3 separate regions of the Homo sapiens genome follow, and regions 2 and 3 are each linked to region 1. Evidence: chromatin loops called from intact Hi-C (ENCODE). Cell type or tissue: OCI-LY7. All regions are shown on one strand.

What was found. Hi-C counts contacts between places; a loop is a spot of excess contacts. Peaks named below come from ENCODE experiments on the same cell type or tissue, not always from the same donor. Only the 100,000 strongest peaks of a DNase experiment are listed, where the experiment ranks them.
Region 2: a loop joins it to region 1, with 5 times the contacts of the local background. A loop is called at or near these places in 3 of 110 quality-filtered maps.
Region 3: a loop joins it to region 1, with 3 times the contacts of the local background. A loop is called at or near these places in 3 of 110 quality-filtered maps.

Annotation. Positions count from the first base shown.
Region 1 is chr21:17,509,453-17,517,452 of GRCh38, reverse strand. CXADR (CXADR cell adhesion molecule) reads right to left here and starts at 4,410. Exons shown (of 7, transcript NM_001338.5): 1 at 4,281-4,410. The coding sequence starts at 4,323. It also overlaps the pseudogene BTF3L4P1. RefSeq lists silencers at 4,240-4,779, 4,840-4,959. In OCI-LY7, CTCF peaks have their summits at 3,174, 3,377, 4,553 and 4,753; DNase peaks (open chromatin) are centred at 3,982, 4,492 and 4,772; H3K4me3 peaks cover 3,019 bases; H3K27ac peaks cover 599 bases.
Region 2 is chr21:17,423,532-17,431,531 of GRCh38, reverse strand. No RefSeq gene overlaps it. Among named protein-coding and RNA genes, the nearest start is that of LINC01549, 11 kb to the left of the region's middle. In OCI-LY7, no CTCF peak of the experiment used is centred here; DNase peaks (open chromatin) are centred at 1,291, 2,851 and 3,221; H3K4me3 peaks cover 1,810 bases; H3K27ac peaks cover 5,205 bases.
Region 3 is chr21:17,778,975-17,786,974 of GRCh38, reverse strand. It overlaps C21orf91-OT1 (C21orf91 overlapping transcript 1), which reads left to right. Exons shown (of 4, transcript NR_038871.1): 3 at 1,363-1,427. All of the region lies in intron 2 of LOC124900465 (a long non-coding RNA gene), which reads right to left. Among named protein-coding and RNA genes, the nearest start is that of C21orf91-OT1, 9.5 kb to the left of the region's middle. RefSeq lists enhancers at 1,757-1,816, 2,227-2,316, 2,347-2,416, 4,385-4,434, 6,289-6,508. In OCI-LY7, no CTCF peak of the experiment used is centred here; DNase peaks (open chromatin) are centred at 2,004, 2,674, 3,024 and 4,744; H3K4me3 peaks cover 3,176 bases; H3K27ac peaks cover 3,156 bases.

The sequences.
Region 1 (8,000 bases):
CTGGCCCTAGGAGGATTTCCTCAACCACTCTCCTACTCTTGGCCTTGAACCTACCTCTGGGTTGGATCTTACTATTGTAGCTGCTCACTATACCCTCCTGCATGCTTAGAATAATGCTTTGGGGGGAGCACTGGTAAAACACAGTATTTATTATTTTACCTCCTTTAAGAGGACTTGGAGGTAAGTTGCATTCATTCACTCAAGTTTCCCTCTTGCTGTCTAATAGAAGCTTACGTTTTGCTATATCAGCATTTGTTACAGCCAATATTTAAGGATAAAATTTAGAAAATATATCATTTCCTGGCCCATCATCAAACTAATACAGCTTAACCTTGCAGCTACCAACTTTTGTGTCAAGCTAGGTACCTTTATTTGATATCTGAGATGCAAGACCAATAATATATTAAGAGATCTACAGACATGAAGGCAAAGCTCTTGTATTTTTTTTCATCCAAACACCTCAATTTATTTTATAAATTTGGTATTTTTCTGTTTTTTTTCTATTTTTCATTGACAAAAATTGTGTATGTTTATCTACATATAACACATTATTTTGAAATATGTGTGCCTTGTGAAATGGTTAAATCCAGGGAATTAACATATGCATTACCTCACATACTTTTTGTGGTGAGAACACTTAAAATCCACTCATAGCAATTTTCAAAAATATAATACATTGTTATTAACTATAGTCACCATGTTGGATAATGGATTTAATTTTGTATCCCTTGACCAACATCTACCCAACCCTTCCACCTTCAACCCCCATTACCTGCTCCAGGATCCCCATTCTTGACACGTAAGGCAACAGACACACAGTGAGGCTTGGCCACCATCAAATAGCTAACAAGAGGTTGGGAGACCAGACTTTTTTAGTTCCATTCATGTTGGCAATTGAAGAACACCACCCCAAACTTTAACAAGATCCCTAAGTAATGCTGACGCTGCAGGTCCCTAGGCCACATTAGTTTACAATGTCAACCCAAGCCCTGGAGAAACTAGTGTCCTCACAATGCCTCAAAGTATTCAATTAAGACTATGACATTAAAGAGCTAATAATAAAAGCCTTCAGTATTTGACACACAGTCAAACCAACAGTAGGTTCTTAATAAATGACAGATGACCAGTGGTAGTAAGAGAAAGTGGCTGCTGTAGGGACAGAAGAGCATAGTGTGATGAGAACACAGATTCAAGAGCAAATCTGTGATCTTCACAAGTTAATTATATAACGACTCTGTGCCTCTGTTTCTCTATTTGTACAACAGGGATAAGTATAATAAATACCCTCTCGGGTTGCTTGGTGGATTGAATATATAGGTATGTAAAGCCCTTAGAACAGTATCTGGCATTTCATAACTGATCAAGGGTTTAATTTTACTACTACTGCTACTGCCACTGCTTACTACTGCTGCTACTACTGATTACTAGTAGTATGACTCACTAGTAGGCAGCCAATAAAAATGCATCGAAAGGAGTCCCATCTGCAGCCAGAGTATACCACAAAACTGTTTCAGAGCTGGAGGAATATCTATCACTGACGGTATAATCTGAATGAGTCTTTCCCTTGTTTTGCTAAAGTAGGAGTCAATCATGTTAACAGTGAACTTGAGTTAATAACAATGCCTTTTTTTTTGTTTATTTGTTTCAGAGACGGAGTCTAGCTCTGTCGCCCAGGCTGGAATGCAGTGGCGCGATGTGGGCTCACTGCAAGCTACGCCTCCCGGGTTCACGCCATTCTCCTGCCTCAGCCTCAGCTGGTACTACAGGCGCCTGCCACCAGGCTCGGCTAATTTTTTTGTATTTTTAGTAGGGACGGGGTTTCACCGTGTTAGCCAGGATGGTCTCGATCTCCTAACCTCATGATCTGCCCGCCTCGGCCTCCCAAAGTGCTGGGATTACAGGCGTGAGCCACCGCGCCCGGCCCATACCAATGCATTTCTAAATGGTCAGAAATATCTGAAGAAATAAAGCCATTCATCAATTAGTATGTCTTCTTTTTTTTTTTGAGACAGAGTCTCACTCTGTCGCCCAGGCTCGAGAGCAGCGTCATGATCTTAGACCTCATGAGCTTAGACCTCCCAGGCTCCGGCAAACCTCCCATCTCAGCCTCCCGCGTAGCTGGGACTATGACAAGCATCACTGCACCTAGCTAGTTCTTTTTGGGTTTTATTTTGTTGTATTTTTTGTAGAAATGCGGTCTCGCCATGTTGCCCAGGCTGGTCTCAAACTCCTACACTCAAATGACCCTCCCGTCTCAACCTCCCAAATTGCTGGGATTACAAGCACCGTGCCTGGCCTCAGCTGTTCTTAAACTGAAAAACTGGAATAAAGATAGTTGCCTTGTTTAGCTGAGACACTGGCCCTTCGAGTAGATGTTCACTGTACCCGTGTATACCTTATGAGCACAATGACTCTCTGCATCAAAATATTATTTCTTAGAATTGTGCCTATCAAAGTGAGGCATTCCAAAAAAAAAAAATTAAATCCAATTATCTAAATATTCCCGTTAAAACAACAACAACTAGTTCCTGCCAGGCATGGTGGCTCACGCTTGTAATCCCAGGACTCTGGGAGGCTGAGGGAGGCGGATCACCTGAGGTCGGGAGTTTGAGACCAGCCTGACCAACATGGTTTCTACTAAAAATAAAAAAGTTAGCCGGGCATGGTGGGGGGTGCCTGTAATCCCAGCTACTCAGGAGGCTGAGGCAGGAGAATCGCTTAAACGCGGGGGGCGGAGGTTGTGGTGAGCCAAGATCACGCCATTGCACTCCAGCCTGTGCAACAAGAGCGAAACTCCATTTAAAAAAAAAAAAAAGTTCCTCCACATAATTTATGTTCTTCCACTTTTCTGCTTTAGATGTGGTCTAAAACTATTTTTTTTTTTTTTCCCAGAGAACACACTGTGTTCTCAACTTCATCTTCAGGTTCGGCCTAGACAAAAAAAAGAAAAAAAAGAAAGAAAGGTGGGAATGTACCTGTAAACTGGTTCTATGACCCTTCATCTTCTCCGGAAGGCTTACTTTGGACATTTCAGCCCGCCAAGTCTAAATGATATATATCAAAAAGGTGGAGGTAGTGCTATAGGCTCAGATCGAAGATTAGACTTGCTAATAGAATGTTGATCCCATGAGTAATGCTCACAGCTGTGGCATCCAACAATGGAATTAACATTTCAACAGGAAGCAGAGAGCCATCCCAACAGAAAGGGCCACTAGATCCTGCTTCAGAGCACCTAACAACAAAAAATTACCCTTCCAGAGGCTATACTAAGTGCGCCTCCTAGGATCCCACCTACGGATTTTTAAAAATGAATTATTTGGTTATAAAACGCAGCAAGTGCTTAGTTTGACAAACAAGATCAGTTGGTTAAAACACCGACATGGAAAATCCGTTTTTTAAAGTGTCAAAATGATTACGCCTCCTAATGGTCCACGCATTTTTCACATGCCTTTTTTCCCCTCCCAGAGAAAGGAGCAGTCGACAAACGCACTTGGCAAATCCTCTAGCAATTACCCTGTACAACTCAGCCCGTCTTATCTCCAAAATGAACGACTCATTACAAACTCAAAAACGAGGTCACTGAATTCTCCTTTGCACTTCGCCCAAGGACTGCAGAAACCAATGCTACATTTTTGCAGGAACCCACTTTTGATTTTCCACGGTCTCCTTCACAATGCGCGTCTGGTTAGCAGCTCCTGCCTGGGCGAGCTGCTTCCAGGAGACTAACACCGTCCAGGCTGGCGTTCGCTCAGCGCCTCTTTCCTAGAGGTAGCCTGGCCGATCCGAGGCACCGGGCAGCTCCATGTCCATTGAATAATGGCGTTTGCAATTCAGCCTCCCCGCCTGGGCGACTCGACACCTGAAAACTCGCCGCCCAAGGTTTTTGAAATCGGGTAACGCTGGAGAGAACCGACACGAAGGCTGACAAGGGAGACGGCGAGAGCAAAGAAAGGCAAGCCCGCACCGGGGCAGAGAATGCTATGGGAGAGCTGCGAGGCGCACCCGACACGCCGCGCCCGAGCCCCTCCGCCTCCACCCCCCGCCGAGGGCTCCGTCCCCGGGCACTCCGCGCGCCCTGCGCGGCTCCCTACGGGACGGCTCCAGGAGCGCCCGGCCCAGCAAAAGCGCCCCTGTGCAATTCTGCCCGCCCCGCCGCCCCTGCAGCAGCGCCCCCAAATCGCGCCCGCCCCCTCCCCCACGCCCCATTGTTCCTGGGTGGCCGCGGGCAGCGAGCGCCCCCGGGCTGGGCGGGTGCTGAGGACCCCATGGCCCCTACTCACCCACTACTCCGCACAGGAGCACGAAGCACAGCAGGAGCGCCATGGTGGCTGCCGTGCCGTGGGCGGCGGCTGCAGGTAGGCGGCTCTCGCTCCTGGTCCCAGGCTCCCCGCGCCTCGCGCGCTCCCGACTGGCTCGCGGCGGCGGCGGCACCTCTGCACCCTCCGCCCCTCCTCCCAGCCCCCGCTCGGCAGGTGAACTCGCGTCACTTCCGGCAGCGGCCCGGGCCGGGCTGCGAGCGCCGGCTTCTCCAGCCGCGTGGGGTTGCCTTGGCAACCGGGCGAGGCGCTCTTCTGTCCCCGGGACCCTCCCGGCGCCGAACTCTCAGCCTCCCGGCGCGCGGCGTCGTAGGTCGCGGGCGGCCGCCTCCCACGCCGCAAGCCTGCGCAGGGGTCCCCGCCTCCATCCCTTAAGCTAAACCAGGGTTTTGCGCGCGGGGGTGGGGCAGCCCGTCTCCCACATACTGAAATTGCGTTGGCGCCCTCCTTTAAGGCGAGGCACGGGACACTCCCAGGGGCCGCCACTAGGGCGGCTCCTACCCTCCGCCCCGCCTGCACCCACCCGTCCCACCCCTCGCGGTTTGCCCCAGGGGCAGGTTCTCTGACCTCATGCTCACGGGATGCGACCTGTGCAGCCCCTGGCCTTCGCTCTCTTAACGAGCCGCTCTGGCTGACATAAAAAGCGCGAGAGGGCTTTTCTCCATCTCTGGTAGGGATAGAGCCCCTCTGCAGCTACCGATTTGGGAAATACCTGAGGTTTTTTCCACTTGCACAGAAAGGCTATTCTAGCCCTGAAGCTGGCTAGTAAGACGCTATAGTCCCAGCTACTCCGGAGGCTGAGGTAGGCAGACAACTATTATCCAATATTAGTGAGTGAGCTTTGAAAGTGGGGCTCAGTAGTTGTGGTTGAAGGCGTCAGTTGGAGTGTGGGGTCGGGGAATTGGAGATCTTGAAAGTTGTTGTCGGCTGCTCTTCCAGATAACGTTTATTTATAACTACATAGAGACTTTGTAGTGCCGCGACAGTTCCATAACAGAAATGAATTGAAGAAGAGGAGCGGTGGGTAAGAGCTTATTCCGCGGAGTGGGGCAGTAACTGGGCAGGTTTCATAGAAATGGCACCTACTTCGGGGTTGCTATGAAAGTTAAATGAGATAATGCACAAAAAATGCTTGGCACCCTGCCTGGCACGTAGTTTTAATTAGCTTCCACTTACTGAGTTCTTGCTTACAGGGTTCCTGCTTATGTAGTCTATAAGCTTACATAGTTTGTAAGTTCCTGCTTACTATCTAGACTAAGCAGGAACCCCCGTAAGCAGAATTCAGTAAGTGGAAGCTAATAAAACTAATATTGGAAAATTCTTATTATGCATTGAACCAGAAAAGAGAAGGGGCAAAGAAATCAGGTATCAAGAAGACCAGAATTGCGCAACTGCAGTTTAGCCTGGTGAGTTGCAATTCTGGCTGCACATGAAAATTACTTGGAGAATGTTTTAAAAATACTAGTGCCTGGCTGGGCGCGGTGACTCACGCCTGTAATCCCAGCACTTTGGGGGCCCAGGCGGGCGGATCATGAGGTCAGGAGATCGAGACCATCCTGGCTAACACGGTGAAACCCTGTCTCTACTAAAAATACAAAAAATTAGCCAGGCGTGGTTGCAGGCGCCTGTAGTCCCAGCGACTCGGGAGGCTGAGGCAGGAGAATGGCGTGAACCCCGGGAGGGGGAGCTTGCAGTGAGCCGAGATTGCGCCACTGCACTCCAGCCTGGGCGACACAGCGAGACTCCGTCTCAAAAAAAAAAAAAATATATCTATCTATCTATCTATCTATATATGTATATATATACTAGTACCTGAGCCTTACTCAAGTGATTCCAATTTAATTTGATTTAAGGGGAATCCTGCTTTACGGCAGCCCAATAAATGACAGATGACCAGTGGTAGTAAGAGGAAGTGGCTTTGCAAAATCATACCATCTGATTGTAAAGTTCTGCCAAAGCTTTTACAAACTAATAAGAGTTCAATACAGACGTAAGACAACATGAGTAACGGCTAGGGACTTCCCATTTGAGCAAACAGGAATTCTACTGGATATAATTGCGTGTAAATAATATTTGGAATTTAAATTTTTACTCACCACACTAAATGAAATCAAGCAGAGAAGAGCAAGTATTGAAGTTGTTCATCTGTTTAACAGTGTTCTACGAGAACTTTTCTATACTCGCTCTGTCGCCCAGGCTGGAGTTCAGTGACCCCATCTCGGCTCACTGCAACCTCCGCCTCCAAGGTTCAAGCGATTCTTCTGCTTCAGCTTCCCGAGTACCTGGGACTACAGGCGCGCGCCACCACGCCCGGCTAATTTTTGTATTTTTAGTAGAGACGGGGTTTCACCATATGGGCCAGGCTGGTCTCGAACTCCCAGCATGTTGGGAGGCAGAGGTGGACGATCGCCTGAGCCCAGGCGTTCGAGACCAGCCTGGGCAACATGGCAAGACCCCCCATATCTACTAAAAATAAAAAATGAGCCGGATGTGATGGCGCGCAGTGCCTGTAGTCCCAGCTACTCCGGAGGCTGAGGTAGGAGGACAAATATTATCCAATATTAGTTTTGTTATCTTCCACTTACTATGTGCAGGAACCCGGTAAGCAGGATCTCAGTAAGTGGAGCTAATAAAGTGAGCCCAGGAGGCAGAGGTTGCAGAGAGCCTTGATCCAAGAAGGAGAAGGAAGCAGAAAGAAGAAGAAAAGGAGGAGGAGGAGGAGGAAGAATTACCCAAAAGGATTTAGGAGGAGGAGGGGGGGGGGAGGAATTACCCGAAAGGATTTAGGAGGAGGAGGGAGGAGGACCGGGAGGACGAAGGGAGGAGGAAGGAGGAGGAGGAGGAAGAGGAACAACAACTACCCAAAAGGATTTTTATCTTAATCCCTTTCCTGGTACTTTTTCTTCTAATTCTTAGCTTTTGCCTCCTTCTGTGTTAGGCATTTGCATACCTATTAATCACTTTTCTTGTTCTAAATACTTCTAGAAGGCTGAAAAAGCACATTTTTTTTTTGTCTTCGTCACTTCTGAAAGCACATACTAGGTTCTCAAGTATTTCTCAAGTTGAATTGAATGCTTATTTTCTATGGCAATATGTTAATAAAATTTAAGTATCTGTGCAACAACAAATCATTGCACCTTAAATATATCTTTTCAGAATGTGCTTTTTTGGGAGAGGGGGACAGGATCTCGCTCTGTCGCCCAGGCTGGAGTGCAGTGGCGTGATCTCGCCCACTGCAACCTTGGCCTCCTGGATTCAAGCGATTCTCCTGCCTCAGCCTCCTGAGTAGCAGGGACTACAGGTGCACTCCACCACACCCGGCTAATTTTTGTATTTTTAGTAGAGACAGGGTTTCATCATGTTAGCCAGGATGGTCTAGATCTCCTGACCTCAGGTGATCGCCCACCTTGGCCTCCCAAAGTGCTGGGATTACAGCCGTGAGCCACTGTGCCCAGCCCAGAATGCGTTTTTTAAAACGTAAGTTTTACATCAATTTTTTTCTGCTGCTTTAGATTACTGAACACAGATTTTTTTAAAATGTACCATTCTAAGATTTAAATAATCTTGAAAGAAGCAGTCGATCTTATTTGGGGAAGTATTGTTCTTTAAAAAGTTACATGAAGTCATTTTTAGACTTTGGTTTGTGACTAAATTATTTCATAAACAGTAGCTAAAATTATGCAG
Region 2 (8,000 bases), 86 kb after region 1:
TACAATACTGTGGCTTAAGAAGAGAGATGTTAAAATTAGCTGGGCGTGGTGGCAGGCGCCTGTAATCCCAGCTGCTTAGGAGGCTGAGGGCAGAGAAATTGCTTGAACCGGGAGGCGGAGGTTGCAGTGAGCCAAGATCCTGCCACTGCACTCCAGCCTGGGTGACAGAACGAGACTCCGTCTCCCAAAAAAAAAAAAAAAAAAAAAAAAAGGAAGAGAGACATTTGTTTTTCTCTCCTGAAATAGTCCTCAGTGAAGCAGAACAGGGTAGGGTAGGATGGACAGCTCAGCCCATCCTCAAAATATGGCTTCTATCTCTGGATCTGTGAGGGCTGTTCTAGCTCCTGCCATTACATCTACATCCCAGACAGCAGGAATGGTCAAAGGAACAAGAAAATACACCCTTATTTCTTTTAAAGGCAAAGCTTGTTAAATAAAAGCACTTATATCCTATTGGCAAAAAGTTACATGGTCTTATCTGGTTGCAAAGATGCTGGGATAATATAATCTATAACTCAATGGTCCTGGGCACAGCTAAAACCTGGGGGTTTCAATATTTTTAAATTTTATTTTATTTTATTTTGAGATGGAGTTTCACTCTGTTGCCCAGCCTGGAGTGCAGTGGCGCAATCTCCGCTCACTGCAACCTCCACCTCCTGGGTTAAAGCGATTCTCCTGCCTCGGCCTCCTGAGTAGCTGGGATTACAGGAGCCCACCACCACACCCAGCTAATTTTTGTATTTTTAGTAGAGACGGGGTTTCACCATGTTGGCCAGACTGGTCTCGAACTCCTGACCTCAGGTGATCTGCCTGCCTTGGCCTCCCAAAGTGCTAGGATTACAAGAGCGAGCCACCACGCCTGGCTGGGGGTTTCATTATTAAAGAAGGAGGAGACTGACTAATATTGTTGTATGTCTTAGCTTGGGTTCTTGCAAAGTAGAGTCTAAGGCAAGGGACTTGGATGCAGGTAGTCTATCTGCATTTACCTATTGACTGATGATATTGATCCCAGGAAGCAGAAGTGAGGTGTGAGAAGAGAGAGACAAGGAAGTGAGAAAGCCTATAAAGTGTGTGCTACTCAGTTGGAAACCATTATGGAAAAATAAGGCCCACTTACACTCGGGATCAGCTGTGGAACTTCATAGACTGTGCTTCAGCATTGTTCCACTGAAGGACAAGGAGGCTGGGGCATTAATCTGCTGACTTCCATCCACTGTTACTTACTAACTCTCCTGCACTTCCAGGCTGTGGCCTGCTTGGGTGTCCCCAAGGGACACCACAGCACCCACTGAAGGTGGGGCACTTGCAGCATGCATGCCGCTGTTCACATTAGTGCCACTAATGTCAGGTGGGCCCAAGGGATGGGGCACAGGGCATCTTAGGCAGGTGCTTCTGGGTAGAACTAACCCTTTCATTTTCCATCCACACCCTGCAGTGAGCATAATGGAGCGTGTGTCCCAGAGTTGGGTGGGGACTGGGAGAATGTTTTTAAAGCACCTGAAGCAGATACTGGCATGTAGTACGTGCCCAGTAATGTTAGTTCTCTTTCCTTCCACTTCCCCTTTGTCACCTTAACACACCACCTTAACATCTTAACAATTAAATTTATCCTATTAACATAAAACATCCTCATTAAGTTCTTCAGCCTTTCTACAGATTTAATAACTTAAGCTTTCATACTAGGGGAAAATATCTGCACATCATAGTTTTTAATTTTTTTTTTTTTGAGACGGAGTCTCCCTCTGTCGCCCAGGCTGGAGGCAGCGGCGTGATCTCTGCTCACTGCAACCACCACCTCTCAGATTCAAGTGATTCTCCTGCCTCAGCCTCCCGAGTGGCTGGGACTACAGGCACGTGCCACCACGCCCAGCTAATTTTTTATATTTTTATTAGAGACAGGGTATTCACCATGTTAGCCAGGATGGTCTTGTTTCTTGACCTCGTGATCTGCCCACCTTGGCCTCCCAAAGTGCTGGGATTACAGGCGTGAGCCACCACGGCCCAGCCAATTTTTAAATTTAATATGAAATATTTATTTCAGATTTTGTGGCCAACTAATGGCTGCACTAGACAGATGCAAAGGTAAAGTGTGTAATAGGATTACCTGAATGAAAGTCTGTATCCATAATGAGAAGACAATCTTATATGCTCTTTAATGCCTCTATTATACCCATAACTGAGAAATTTAACAATTAAAAACAATGTGCCAGGGCTTCACGAAGTCTCTGTAGGTGCATAGGCGCCGGCATAAGAGGTGGCTGCCAAGTCACATTCATTCATAAATTCTCCAAGCGTGCCTATATGAGAACAACACTGTTCTAGAGGTTGTGATTAAGATACGGTCCCTGCAAATGTCAATTTGATAGTCTGTAGGAATGGGGGAATGATTAACCACAGGAGGATAACTACAGGTGCTATAAGTCCTTATGTCACTGAAAGGTTTGGATAGAAGTGGACAGTTGGGCTCAGGTGGAGAATGAAAGAAAGAATTGAGTGATATGTAATGATTGTGTTTATCAGCTAAACAAAATGTTCACAGAGTCTTCAAGTATCTTCTTACAGGTGAATTATTTTAAATTTTATTTTAAAGCGTCATCATACATACAGCCAAGCATGGTGGCTCACACCTGTAATCCCAGCACTTTGGGAGGTTGAGGTGGGCAGATTACTTGAGTCCAGGAGTTCAAGACCAGCTTGGGCAATATGGTGAAACCATGTCTCTACAAAAAAATACAGAAATTATCCAGGCATGGTGGTACGGGCCCGTGATCTCAGCTACTCAGGAGGCTGAGGTCGGGGGTATTGCTTGAGCCAGGGAGGCAGAGGTTGCAATGAACTATGATCATGCCACCACACTTCACTGCACTCCACTGCACTCCACTGCACTCCACTGCACTCCAGCTGGGGCAACAGAGTGATATTCCGTCTTAAAAAAAGAAAAAGAAAAAGAAAAAGAAAAATCATCAAACTGTAAAATTAACTTATCAGCCAGGTGCGGTGGTTTACACCTGTAATCCCAGCACTTTGGGAGGCTGAGGCAGGCAGATCGCCTGAGGTCAGGAGTTCAGAACAGCCTGGCCAACATGGCGAAACCCTGTCTGTACTAGAAATACAAAAATTAGCCAGGTATCGTGGGCCTGTGGTCCCAGCTACTCAGGAGGCTTAGGTTGGGGGTGGATTGCTTGAGCCAGGGAGGCAGAGGTTGCAGTAAACTGTGATCGCACCAATACGCTTCGTTGCGCTCCACTGCACTCCACTGCACTCCACTGCACTCCGGCCTGGGCAACAGAGTGAGAATCTGTCTCAGGAAAAAAAAAGAAAAAAAAAGAAAAATCACTGAACTATAAAATTGACTTATTTTTTGGTGTATCATTTTATGAATTTTTTTTCCACACCTGGGATTACAGGCATGAGTCACTACACCTGGCCTTGTTTTATGAATTTTAACACAAGTATAGATTTATGTAACCACCACCACATTCAGCGTACAGGACAGTTCTATTACCTTACGACTCTTTCATGCTATGTCTTTACAGTCATACCTCCTCTAACTCCTGGCAACCACTGATCTCTTCTCTGTCACTATAGTTTTGTCTTTACAAGAAGAATGTCACATAAATGGAATCATACAGTATATCTTTTGAGGCTGGCTTAATTTTTTTGAGATGGAGTCTTGCTCTGTCTCCGGGCTGGAGGCTGGAGTGCAGTGGCTTGATCTCGGCTCACAGCAACGTCCGTCTCCCGAGTTCAAGCGATTCTCCTGCCTCAGCCTCCCATGTGTCTGAGATTATAGGCGCCCGCCACCACACCCAGCTAATTTTTTAATTTTAGTAGAGAACAGGTTTCACCATGTTAACCAGGCTGATCTTGAACTCCTGACCTCAGGTGATCCACCTGCCTCAGCCTCCCAAAGTGCTGGGATTACAGGCATGAGCCACTATGCCTGGCCAGTTTGTTCTTTTTTATTGTTCAGTGTATTCCAGTGTATGAAGGCATTGCTTTGTTTATTCATTCATCCACTGAAAGACGTTTGAATTTATTTCAGTTTCTGGCAATTATGAACAGAGCTGCTATAAAAGCAGACTACTAATTAGTCACAAAGGAAGAAAGAGATACTTTCACTGTGAAGAAGTGATTAAGCTTAACATCAGTAATAATGTGACAAACGGACGTCAGGGGAGCCTCCAGATGCGATGCACTGAGAAGGGCACATTATTCCTGTACTCTTCCTTCCAAAATGCATGGTCTGTATTTCAGCATAAGGAAATAATCAGACAAACCCAAGGCGAGAGCTGTTCTACAAAACTACTGACCACTACCCTCCAAATATGACAATGCCGCGAAAGACAGAAAGAGCAGTGAAGTGTTTCAGAGTGAAAAAGGCTAAAGACATGGCAACCGAATGCAATGTGTGACTCTAGATGGCAAAAACTTGGCTAGAAAGAATATTATTGAGAAAACAATATCAGAAAAGTAGTGTTGTATCAATGTTAAAACTTCCTGATTTTGATCACTGTATTGTGGTTATGTAAGAATATTCAAGAGAATGTCTTTGTTTTTAGATTCTTGCTGGGGTAAACAAGGATATCTGTTATTTATTTATTTATTTATTTATTTATTTATTGAGATGGAGTCTCACTCTGTCACCCAGGCTGAAGTGTAATAGTGTGATCTTGGCTCGCTGCAACCTCCGCCTCCTGGGTTCAAGCAATTCTCTCCTGCCTCAGCCTCCCAAGGAGCTGGGATTACAGGCACCCACCACCACGCCTGGCTAATTTTTGTATTTTTAGTGGAGATGAGATTTCACCAGGTTGGCCAGGCTGGTCTCGAACTCTTGACCTCAAGTAATCCACCTGCCTCAGCCTCCCAAAGTGCTGGGTTTACAGGCTTGAGCCACCATGCCTGACTAGATACCTGTAATTTATTTTCAAATGATTCAGAAAGGGAGAGAGAGGGGAAGAGAGATTGAGAACTTTGAAAAAATTAACAACTAACAAATTTCATATAGGTGTATAAATTAATTCTTGTAACTTTCTGTAGGCTTATGACTTTTCAAAACAAAAAGTTGAGGAAAAAGCAATTTTATAAAAAGAAGAGTCAGCCAGGCATGGTGGCCCACATCTGTAATCCTAACACTTTGAGAGGCTGAGGTGGGAGGATCACCTGAGCCCAGGAGTTCGAGATCAGCTGTTCCACAGTATGCTCACAAGGAAACCCCTACAAAACCTTTAACTCCTTAGATGATGTTTGGTTGGACTTTGTTGGGAAAAAAGTCATATATAGAGGCTAGTTTCAAATTTATCTTTTCATATTTTATGCTTCCTCTTATTATTTCTCCCAGCATCTATGTGTGATGATGTGTGGAAGAGGAGATGGACAAGACTAAAGGAAATTATCCAGGTCCCCACTGACAGTGCTAAGTGACACGTGGGCCATGGCAGAATGTGGAGAAACAGCTGGGAACAGAGAACTCCACAACAAACCTGCAATGGGTCTTTTCCTAAATATATTAGTGATAGGTGGCCCTAAAAGTGGAGAGAAACACTGGCTCAGGTAAGTCAAATTAAAAAAAAAAAACTGGTTTGGTGGTTTGGTACCTCTCAGAGGTAAGGAAATGATAGTATAGAAACTTGGTAAGTTTAAACCAGATATAATGGGCAGGTGTATAGGTTCTGAACTTCTAAAATTGAATGCTTCTGTAATGTTTGGGGAAGCTTGGAGAGCCTATAGGCAGAGGATCAGTTTTGAGGTGATTGCTGTGATCTAGGTATGAAATGGTGAAAGCTGGCCTTGGGTGATGTATCAGTCTGTTCTTGCATTGGTATAAAGGAATATCTGATGGCCGGGCGTGGTGGCTCACACCTGTAATCCCAGCACTTTGGGAGGCTGAGGTGGGCGGATCACCCCAAATCAGAAGTTCGAGACCAGCCTGGCCAAAAAGGTGAAACCACGTCTCTATTAAAAATACAAAAATTAGCCGGGTGTGGTGGCACATGCCTGTAATCCCAGGTACACGGGAGACTGAAGCAGGAGAATTGCTTGCACCCGGGAGACAGAGGTTGCAGTGAGCCGAGATCGCGCCACTGCACTCCAGCCTGGGTGACAGAGCAAGATCTGTCTCAAAAAACAAAAACAAAAACAAAAACAAACAAACAACAAAAAAGAAATATCTGAGACTGGGAAATTTGTAAAGAAAAGAGGTTTAATTGGTTCACGGTTCTGCAGGCTGTACAGGAAACACGATGGGGGCATCTGCTCAGCTTCTGGGGAGGCCTCAGGAAGCTTACAATCAGGGCAGAAGGTGAAAGGGAAGCAGGCACATCACATGGCCAGAGCAGGAGCAAGAAAGTGAGTGGGGGTGGGGGGAGGGGAGCGGCGCTACACACTTTTAAACAACCAGATCGCAGGAGAAGTCTCTCATGATCACGAGAACAGCGCCAAGGGGATGGTGCGACACCATTTATGAGAAATCCACCCCCGTAATCTAATCGCCTCTCACCAGGCTCCACCTCCAACATCAGAGATTAAAATTTGACATGAGATTTGGGCAAAGACTCAGATCCAAACCATAACAAGTGGGGTTAGTATGGAGGAAGCAAGAGGGAAGGCGTCAAAGAGATAAGAAAGCCATGGGAGAGAAAGGAAAGCAAGGCGCCCAAGAAGGTAAAAGAAGAAAGTAGAATGAGTAGGGGGTAGAAAAGAAATGAAGATGGGTGTGAAGGATAGTGGACAACATTTGTCTCCACAACACTCACTTGAAAATGTGAAAAATTAAAAGGTAAAATATTCAAGTGATGGGATAAAAGTGTTAAGGTGAGGAAAATAACATAAAATTCTTGTGATATAAAATTTTAATCAGAAAATATCCTTGGATTAGCACAGGAAATAAGGTGAATACGGTGACAAGTCAGGTTGTCACAAAGTGTTGTCAAGATAGAATGTCAGGAAGGTACCGAAGTCAAATTTTGACTTTTTGCACAAGGTAGGCCTTAGAATTGGATTGTTATCCTTTCAACTTCTTCTTTAGAGTCTCCTTACTTGAACAACACTCTTTACTTCGGAGTAAGTGTAGGATTTAAATACAGAAATTTATACATAGCGTTTTAATCTAACTTAGCCAAATCTAATTTTTTCCTGAAAATACAATGGGCAGAATATATTTATGCTTGTATTTGGTTTTAAAAGCGCCAAAAGAGAAAGACTATCATTATTAAAAGAAAAAAATAAGTCTCTTTTTTCTTACTAAAGAAATGAACGTCTTAATTAATTTTAAAATTCTGTAACAACACATTTTAGGTTTAAGCCACAAATGACAAATTGCTTCTCTATACTACTTAAAAAAAACCTTAAAAAATACTTTCAAAGTTACAGATGAGCTGCAAGAAATGTACACATATCTTTTAAATATGTATCCTTTATCCAGATTCATAAATTAACAATTTGACACATTTGCCTTACTACTCTTTCTACTTATAATGCATATTATTGTTAATTTTTCCCTGAACCATGTAAGAGTTAATTGCAGATATCATTTTCCTTTATTTCTAAATACTTCAATGTGAATTTCATAATAAAAGGGACACTTCCTTACATAACCACAGTCCAATAATCCTATTAAGAAGTTTAATATTATTACCTAATATACTGTCAATATTCAAATTTGGCAATTGTCCAATATGTCCTTTTAGTATCTCTTCCTCCCCACGATATCCAGTCCAGGGTCACACATTGCATTTACCTGTCATGTCTTTTTTAGTTTCTGTATTAGTTATCTGTTACTGCATAAAAATTACTCAAGTCTGGGCATGGTGGCTCACGCCTGTAATCCTAGCAATTTGGGAGGCTGAGGAGGGCAGACCACTTGAGGTGTGGAGTTCAAGACCAGCCTGGCCAACATGATGAAACCCTGTCTCTAGTAAAAAAAAAAAAAAAAAAGAAGAAAGAAATACAAAAATTAGCTGGGCATGGTAGTGCATGCCTATAAGCCCAGCTACTCAGGA
Region 3 (8,000 bases), 270 kb before region 1:
GTGATCCTAGTAGTTGATTACATCACCTTTGTTCCTGCGTGGTTTCCCAGCCTTCTGGGTGATCTCTCCCCATTGAATAAATTCCTTTATAGCCTAAGTCAACTAGTTGCTTTCTCTAGCTTGCAACTCAGAACTCTTGTTAAACCTAACCTCTTCCACTGGGTCTATGTCCTGTGTTCTACTCTGAGATCTTATGAAATTCATTTCCAGAGGTGAACTGCTAAGAGCCAATGCATATCTAAACTAACCCTCAGCCACATGGGCTGCCTTTTGAGTCAACTGAATCTGCTGGGAAGATTCTGAAGAGAAATTAAACCTCTTGGTAATGCAGATGTCAGTTTTCCTGTTAAGAATGTGCTTTAGGATGGGCACGTTGGCGCATGCCTATAATCCCAGCACTTTGGGAGGCCAAGGCCGGTAGATTGCTTAAGTCCAGGAGTTCAAGACCAGCCTGAGCGATGTAGCAAGACTCTGTATGTACAAAAAATATAAAAATTAGCCTGGCATGATGGCATAGGCCTGTAGTCCTGGCTACTTGGTGGGGCAGAGACTGAGGTGGGAGGATTGCTTGAGCCCAGGAGGTCAACGCTGCAGTGAGCCGTGATTGTGCCACTGCAGTCTAGCCTGAGTGACAGAGCAAGACTTTGTCTCAAAAAAAAAAAAAAAAAAAAAAAGAGAAAAAGGAAACCACTGCTCCAAACCATAAACTGCCCCAGAATTTACTTCCCAAAAGATGTGGTAATGCTACTTTCCTGCTAAGAGACCTTTCTAGATTATCACTGCCTACAAAACAAAAGCCAGTCCCCACAGTTTAGCATTTAAAGCCTTCACCATTTGGCATCCACTTATTTTCCATTCTAAATCTTTCGTCAATTTTCAGATTTCGTTATGTTGCCAGAAACTCTGCCAAGCCCTGTAAGTCTTTGGGTCTAAGGGATATAAAAGCCAACAAGACTCTGTTGGTCAACTGGAAAGTATTCTGCCAAGAGATTGAAAGAATAAGGATTGAATAATGTTCATTGTATTTAGCAACCAGAAATTCATGGAGTACAGTTTTAATGGACCTGTGGGAGCAAAAGTAGATCACAACAGATTGTAATATGGATGCAACGTAGTACCATGATTTGAATGTGTTCCCTGAAGTTCATGTGTTGGAAACTTAATCCCAAAAGCAACAGCATCGAGAGGTGGAGTCTACTAAGAGGTGATTAAGTCATGAAGACTCTACCCTCACGGATGAATTAATGTTATGGACGGAGTGGGTTAGTTATCATGAGAGTGCCTTTGTTATAAAAGCAAGTTCAGCCCCCTCTTGTTTGCTTGCTCACATCCTCTTGCTCTTTCCACCATGTTATCACACAGCATGAAGTCTTGCTACCTTGCCAGATGCTATCACCATGCCCTTGGACTTCCCAACCTCCAGGATTGTAAGCCAAATCAATAACTGTTTGTTATTAATTATCCATTCTGTAGTACTCTGTGATAGCAACATAAAATAGACTAAGACAGGTAGGATAGTGGATTTGAGGTATGATGTCTTTAAAATTTTATGAAGTGAAGTTGAGGTAAAGAGGATGTTGGGTCAAGGTTATTTTTTTAAGGTTGGGAAGTACTTGAACATGAATAAATACTAAGAGGACAGAGCCAGTAGAAAGGCTAACGATAGAGAGGTAGCAATAATCAAAGGAGCCCAGTTTGAAGACACAGAACAGAGTAGCACACCGAGAATGACTTGTCTTTGAAGAGGTTTAGGATTACCTCAGGTTTTGACACTAGAGAGAAGGTAAAACTACAGATGAAAGTATTTGAATCAGATTTGTTGGAGAGTAAGTTGAGAAAGTACTTAAATGGCTGCCTCTATTTTCTGTGAGAAAGACGAAAAAGATAATGGGTCAGAGATTCAAGGGAAGTGGTAAAGTGCTGAATAGTTACTACTTGAGGAATGAGAAGGGTCCTGACCATCAGAGGAGGGGTTTAGAAGAGGTGGAAATGAGGAACCATGACTCACCATTGGTTAAGGTTGCCTGAATTTGCTTTCTGATTTTGTTGCTGTAAAGAAGAGGTGCTTAGAAGAGTGAAAATGAGCAACCATGACCGTTTAGAAGAGGTGGAAATGAGGGACCATGACTCACCATTGGCTGAGGTTGTCGGAATTTGCATTTGGATTTTATTGCTGTAAAGAACAAGACGGAGTATTTTTGAAATGGGAGTAAACTAAACTGAAAGCACTACTGAAAATAGATTAGAATCTGAAACTGAGATAAATTTGTGGCTCAAAAAGAAAATTTACAAAAGCCAATAGATGAAATTTCTAGTGTGGGATAGATGAGAAATATGAAAAGCTACTGCAAATGGCATGTGGGAAAAATATGAATACTATAGTCTTTACTTCGTTTCTTCAAGCAATAATTTTATTTGTTCTCTCAGTATTTGGTGCGATGGCGAGGGTGGACTAAGACTCTGTTGTGAAAACCAAGCCCTTATAGGTCAGTTGGTATCAAGCTTCACCAGAGGGAAGTCAAGAAATCTTTAACCTAGAAGAGAAGAGGTTTATAAGAGGATGGTCAGTACAGTGTACAGAATGTGGAAGAAAACCATAGCATAGCTAACGCAAGAGTTTCAGATCTGTAACTTCAAAGCAAAGAAAAGGCAGTGTGAATACAGAAGGGCTATTCTAGAGGAAAGAGGCTACTGAACTGAAAAGTGATTAAGGCAGAAGAGGAAGTTGTAATGAGCAAGATGATTGCTAAACCGACATGCAGGAACTTCTCTTCTAATCTTCTGCCACAACTAAGCACCTCTTTACCTCTCTTAGCCTCTGTTTTCTCATCTGTAAAAAATGAAATTGAACTTTATGATCTTTAGGGGACCTTCTAGCTCTAACATTCTACAAGTATAATGAATTTTAAGAAACCTACAGTGGAAAATCTCCCAAGCCCCTCTATGAACAGCAGAACTGAGCTGAAAGGGCACAAAGAAAATGTGGTTTCATTTTAAGAGGAAACTGTGAGGTGCTGTTACAGCAAGCTATTTCTGTGATCACCTGTGACAAAAGAGAAAAGAGAGCTGTGTCAGCCTGGCTCCTATTATAAGCAGCTACACAATCCTCTGCATACTGTTTAAGAGCACCTATGTTGTAGAAAGAAAAAGAGGTCTATATATTTTGGCATCTTGTTACTCTGTCACATTCCATATCGGGGGAGCTATTGGGAGAGAATGTTCTCTTAGGAGTAACAGTGGGATAGTTCTCCCACACAATCAGAAGTTGGGTCACCTCCAGCACAGTTCCTAAAGGCTGGCTCCTGTGTGTGGAAAATGAGACACGTAAAGGCAATGTGGTAAGCTAGTTAATAGGATAGAATTTATTCATCAATAAAATTGTTCTTTGTTCTGAGAGTATGTCTTTCCTATGGGAATAGTAAATTTTTCTTTCTTTCATGAAGTGATGACAATAGATGGTAGATTTTCATTTTTGTTTATTTGTTTAGTTTTCAGTCCTTACTTGGTGGAATTAAAACCACAATCTTGTATTGGTCTATTAGTCAGGGTTCTCCAGAGAAACAAAACAAAGTATGTATATATGTGGAGAGAGAAAGATTGGTTTAATTCCCTAAACCAGCTCTGGGGGCTGGCAAGTCTGAAACCTGCAGGGCAGCCTGGATGGGTGGAAACTCCGAGAGTTGATGCTGCAGTCTTGAGTCTGAAGGCAGGTCAGAGGCAGAATTCCTTCCTCTTCAGGGGACCTCACTCTTTTCAGACCTTCGACTGATAGGACAAGGCCCACCCACATTACAGAGAGTAATCTGCTTTACTCAAAGCCTACTGATTTAAATGTTAATCATATCTAAAAACTACTTTCAAAGCAACACCTAGACTGGTTTTGACAAAACAACTGGGCATCATATTTTCCATTTTATTTCAATTTTATTTTAATACTCCATGAATTTAACAAGTCTGGAAACGATGAATCTGGCATTATTTTATCCAAACAGTTGTCTCTGAGCAGCACAATCCTAAATCCTCTACTTGGGTTATCACAATCTCCAAAGAAAGAAGTGCATGTAAGACGCCCTCACACTATTCTGAAGTTTTCCATGTGTTCTAAAAGGGCTTAGAGGAACAGCTTATTATTTTTTAGAATAATCCTTTGCGTAACAAAAATACAAGTTATTTCATTTGTGGTATTTTTTCCTCTTAATCTAGTGTTCAATCAGAAATTATTTGAAGACTGAGTGAGTGTCATACAAAAAGTAAAAGATTCAATGCCTCTAATAATTCAATATCCAATAATTTTAGATAAATTATTAAAGAGTGTTAGAATGTTGAACATTTGGTTTGTTCCTCTCTTATTCTCCTTGCTCCCTCCCTCTGTACCCCACAAACACCTATCCAGAAAGTCATCTTGTATAAGAGAAGGATCCTCCTGAATCCCATCTACCACCAACCCACAGCATATGTTTCCTTGAAAAAATTTAAATAGTCCCAGCTATTGGAAGAGCTCTAGTGTTCCCCAAGACTAACTGGGTAAATAACCAAGTTGCTGGCCATCTTGCTGTGGACAAGCTTGTTCCTTTTTGTCCTGATCAGATAGCTCTGAAACTAGAAAAGACAGCACCTGGGCCTCCTGCTAAGTTTCTCTTCACTGTTCCTGCCTACTGCTTCTCACAAAAGCCCCAGAAAAATGTGGGGACCCAGTGAACTGCTGTTGCCCTATAGAGACAATGGAGCACCTCCCTTGCTTAAAAGAAAATGCAGAGGGAGTTGAGCTAGTGACATGCAAAACCACATTTCCTTTGCTGCCTCCATCTCTTCTCATCTTCATACCTGTGTCAATAAAGTATGGGGAAATAGACTCACATCTTGCAGGACTACACTGCTTTTCATCAAAGTACGGAAGAAATTTCTATCCCAGATGGACACAGATTAGTCTCATCTCAGATGACAAAGTGAACCAGCATGTGGGATATATAAATATCATAGGAAAGTACTAAAAATGTAGAGCTAGAGGGACCTTCAGGAGTCTTGCAGCTTTTATTTGATTTGATTTGGTTTGGTTTGGTTTTAGCAGAGGTCTTTGTTTTAAAAAAAATCCTTCAAGAATTACAAAATGTGAAATGTATAGGAAATAGAGCTGCTGCTGTTCTGCTCGAAAGACAATGGAGATTATTCGACCGAAGTCCCCATTGTATCCCTCTCAGTGACAATCCCCTAGTTTCTCAAACCTTCTATCATGAGCCTCTGAGGCAGCTATGAGAGACCAGCAGGCCCCTGGTTACCTGCAAAGCACCTTTTACAAACTGCTTGTCTACTCTAATACCTTTAGGTGGCCTAAGTCAGTTAAGAAACTTCCAAACGTTCTATACCTTGTTAGCCACAGAGGCAAAGACAAGCACCAAATCTCGATTCCATTTCCAAAGCTCCCATGACCTGATACCACTTCTTATTTTTATTACACAAGATCTTCTTTCTAATGGAATAGTAAGCTATTTCTCCACAGTCTGCTGGACCACAGAAACAGCCAGGAGAGGACTACACAGTTGGAAAAGAATAGGCAGCACAAGTTTTCTAGGGAATCCAGAAGTAGCTTAGATGTCTTCATCCTGAAAGTCAACCAGAATAGACTATGGGAAGAGTAATAGCAGTAGAACTTGCATAACAAATGCTGCTTTACATCAAAAAGCCAGTTTCAGCAAAATTTGTTTATAGGAAATTTCAAAGCTTACACACGTCTATTGTGATTACCTGGTTGGAGGTGGGGGAAATCGCTTACCCTGCTGCTCCTCACTAGATCTTCAAACTAAAGCAGCTCAAGTTATATATTGTAGTCATATGTTCAAGGGCCTGTGGGTACTGTGTGGCTAGGATTTTCTGGTCAACAGAAGAAAATCACAGCAATGTGTACAAAAGCCCCCAGATGTCCCTTATCATATTAGCATCTCTTGTGCAGAAATATATTTTTTGGCACCATATCCTGGAACCAAAGAGAAGGCTAAGGTAAATGGAATAGCAGATGAGCTCATAAGAAGCCAAATTCCAATCTCATACCTGAACGAATTTGAAATGGAAGCTCACTTAGATACAAAGAATTTTAGAACAAGATCTGAAACTCAGTTAAGTAGCCCTCTTAGTCATTACCACTAACTTGGTGCTCATTACAAGTAAAAGGAGGACTTATCCAATTACCAGTGCTTGGTTTCCTGTTGCGCTAATGAACAGGAAAACAGACTACCGCTACGAAAGAATTCATGCCTCTGAGCAGCCAGCGGCTTAGCCACATGTCTGGGTATGCCGAATTGTTCTGATCAGTCAACTTAGGTAAACTCTCATTACTGGTAGATGCCAGAAATAGCACCAGCAAAATCCCCTAAGAAAACCCCAAAATGAAGTTTATGCTATTCCTTCCTCTTTCCTTTGGAACAATTCCATCCTAGAACTATCAGGTGCAACAAGCAAGGTTAGGGTTAGTCCTCATTCACAGGGGCATAGTGAGGTGTGTTTGAGCTGGAGCAAACCAGGAGGGCCTAGCATGGGGTGGGTGGGGAGGTCTGATGCAGGCTATCAGATCTAGAGTGGGAGGAGGAGGGCACCCATGGGGGCAGTGGGGAGCAGGAGATTGGGGGTGGGGTGCCAGAGCCTCAGTGGGCAGAGGAAACATCAGCAGGGGGAAAGGTTATTAAACAAAAATGAGGCAGATGTCTCAATTAGTAGAGGTTTATTAAGCCAAAGTTTGAGGACGACCCAGGAAAAACACAAGTCACAGGAGCATCTGTAACCTGGGCTTTCCGAAGAGGGTTTGGGGAACTCATTACTTAAGGGGAAAAAGCAAGCAGTGGGGGAAAGGGAAGGAGGGTAGGCAGTGAAACAAATAGTTACATCCTTGTGAGGCTGTAACTAGCACTAAAGGAATCTATGTTTTACATAAAAGAAGGTGAACACTTGAAAAGAGAAAGGAAAGAGACAATTATGCATCCATCTCAAGAGTAGGCGCAGGAGTGGTTCGTGTCTTGTACTTGTTCTGTACCTTGGAAGATAAGCTCGTAATTGACATGGTCAGGGTGAGATTTAACAGAACTCGGTTTTAGGAGTTAAACTTAGGTGGCAGGACCAAGGTTACAATTGGCATGTGTTGCTTTTATAGGGGAATATGTATCCTGAAAGATTTTGGAGCTAACAAGGAATTTCCTTGAGAGCAATCTGTGAAGGGGGCCATCTGGGGATGTATATGGCCTTTTGCCGTGTTGGGAACCTGGCTTACATACAATGTTATGACATAGGATTGTGAAATGACAGCTATCTGTTTCAGGAAGAAGGAAGGCAATATTTGCATGACTCAGTTCCCAGGCTTAACTTTCCTTTTGGCGTAGTGAGTTTGAGGTCCCAAGATTCTGATTTCTTTTACAGGGACAAAGTGGCAACACAGGGTTGGTTATATAGGAAGGAATTTAAATAAGTAAATATATTAAGAAATTGAGCAGTTCGGTTTCTCATTCCTCAAAGAGTTACAAATATGAAAGAAGAGAACCAGAATGAACCCTGTGAGTCTGGTTGCAATTGAAGATAATGGGGTAAATGCATGATTTTCAATAGATAGATAAGATACAAATCTAGATACACACAGATGTAAATGTGCTTTTGTGCTTGGCCATTGAGAAGGGGGTCTGGGAGAGTGACCCCCAACAAAAGCGATGAGTAACAACTAGAACCCAAATACTGCTTTCTAAAAACTGTTCACTAAATCCGGGCCCCTTTTGGAGAAATGATTGACTTTAGGGTACAAGATAAGTCGAATATATTTTTGTTCCAGAAAGTACAGAAATACTAAAAAAAGATGGGGACATGACAAAATAACAGAGAACTATATTGAAGGAGTCCCCACTAGCCAAATCAGAGGCAATGTAAGCACCCAAATACTTAGTGAATCCATTGAATGAAATAGGAAAATCTGTGTGATGAAATGAATACATAAATTGAGTTTTTCATAAGAGATGAACTATTTACAT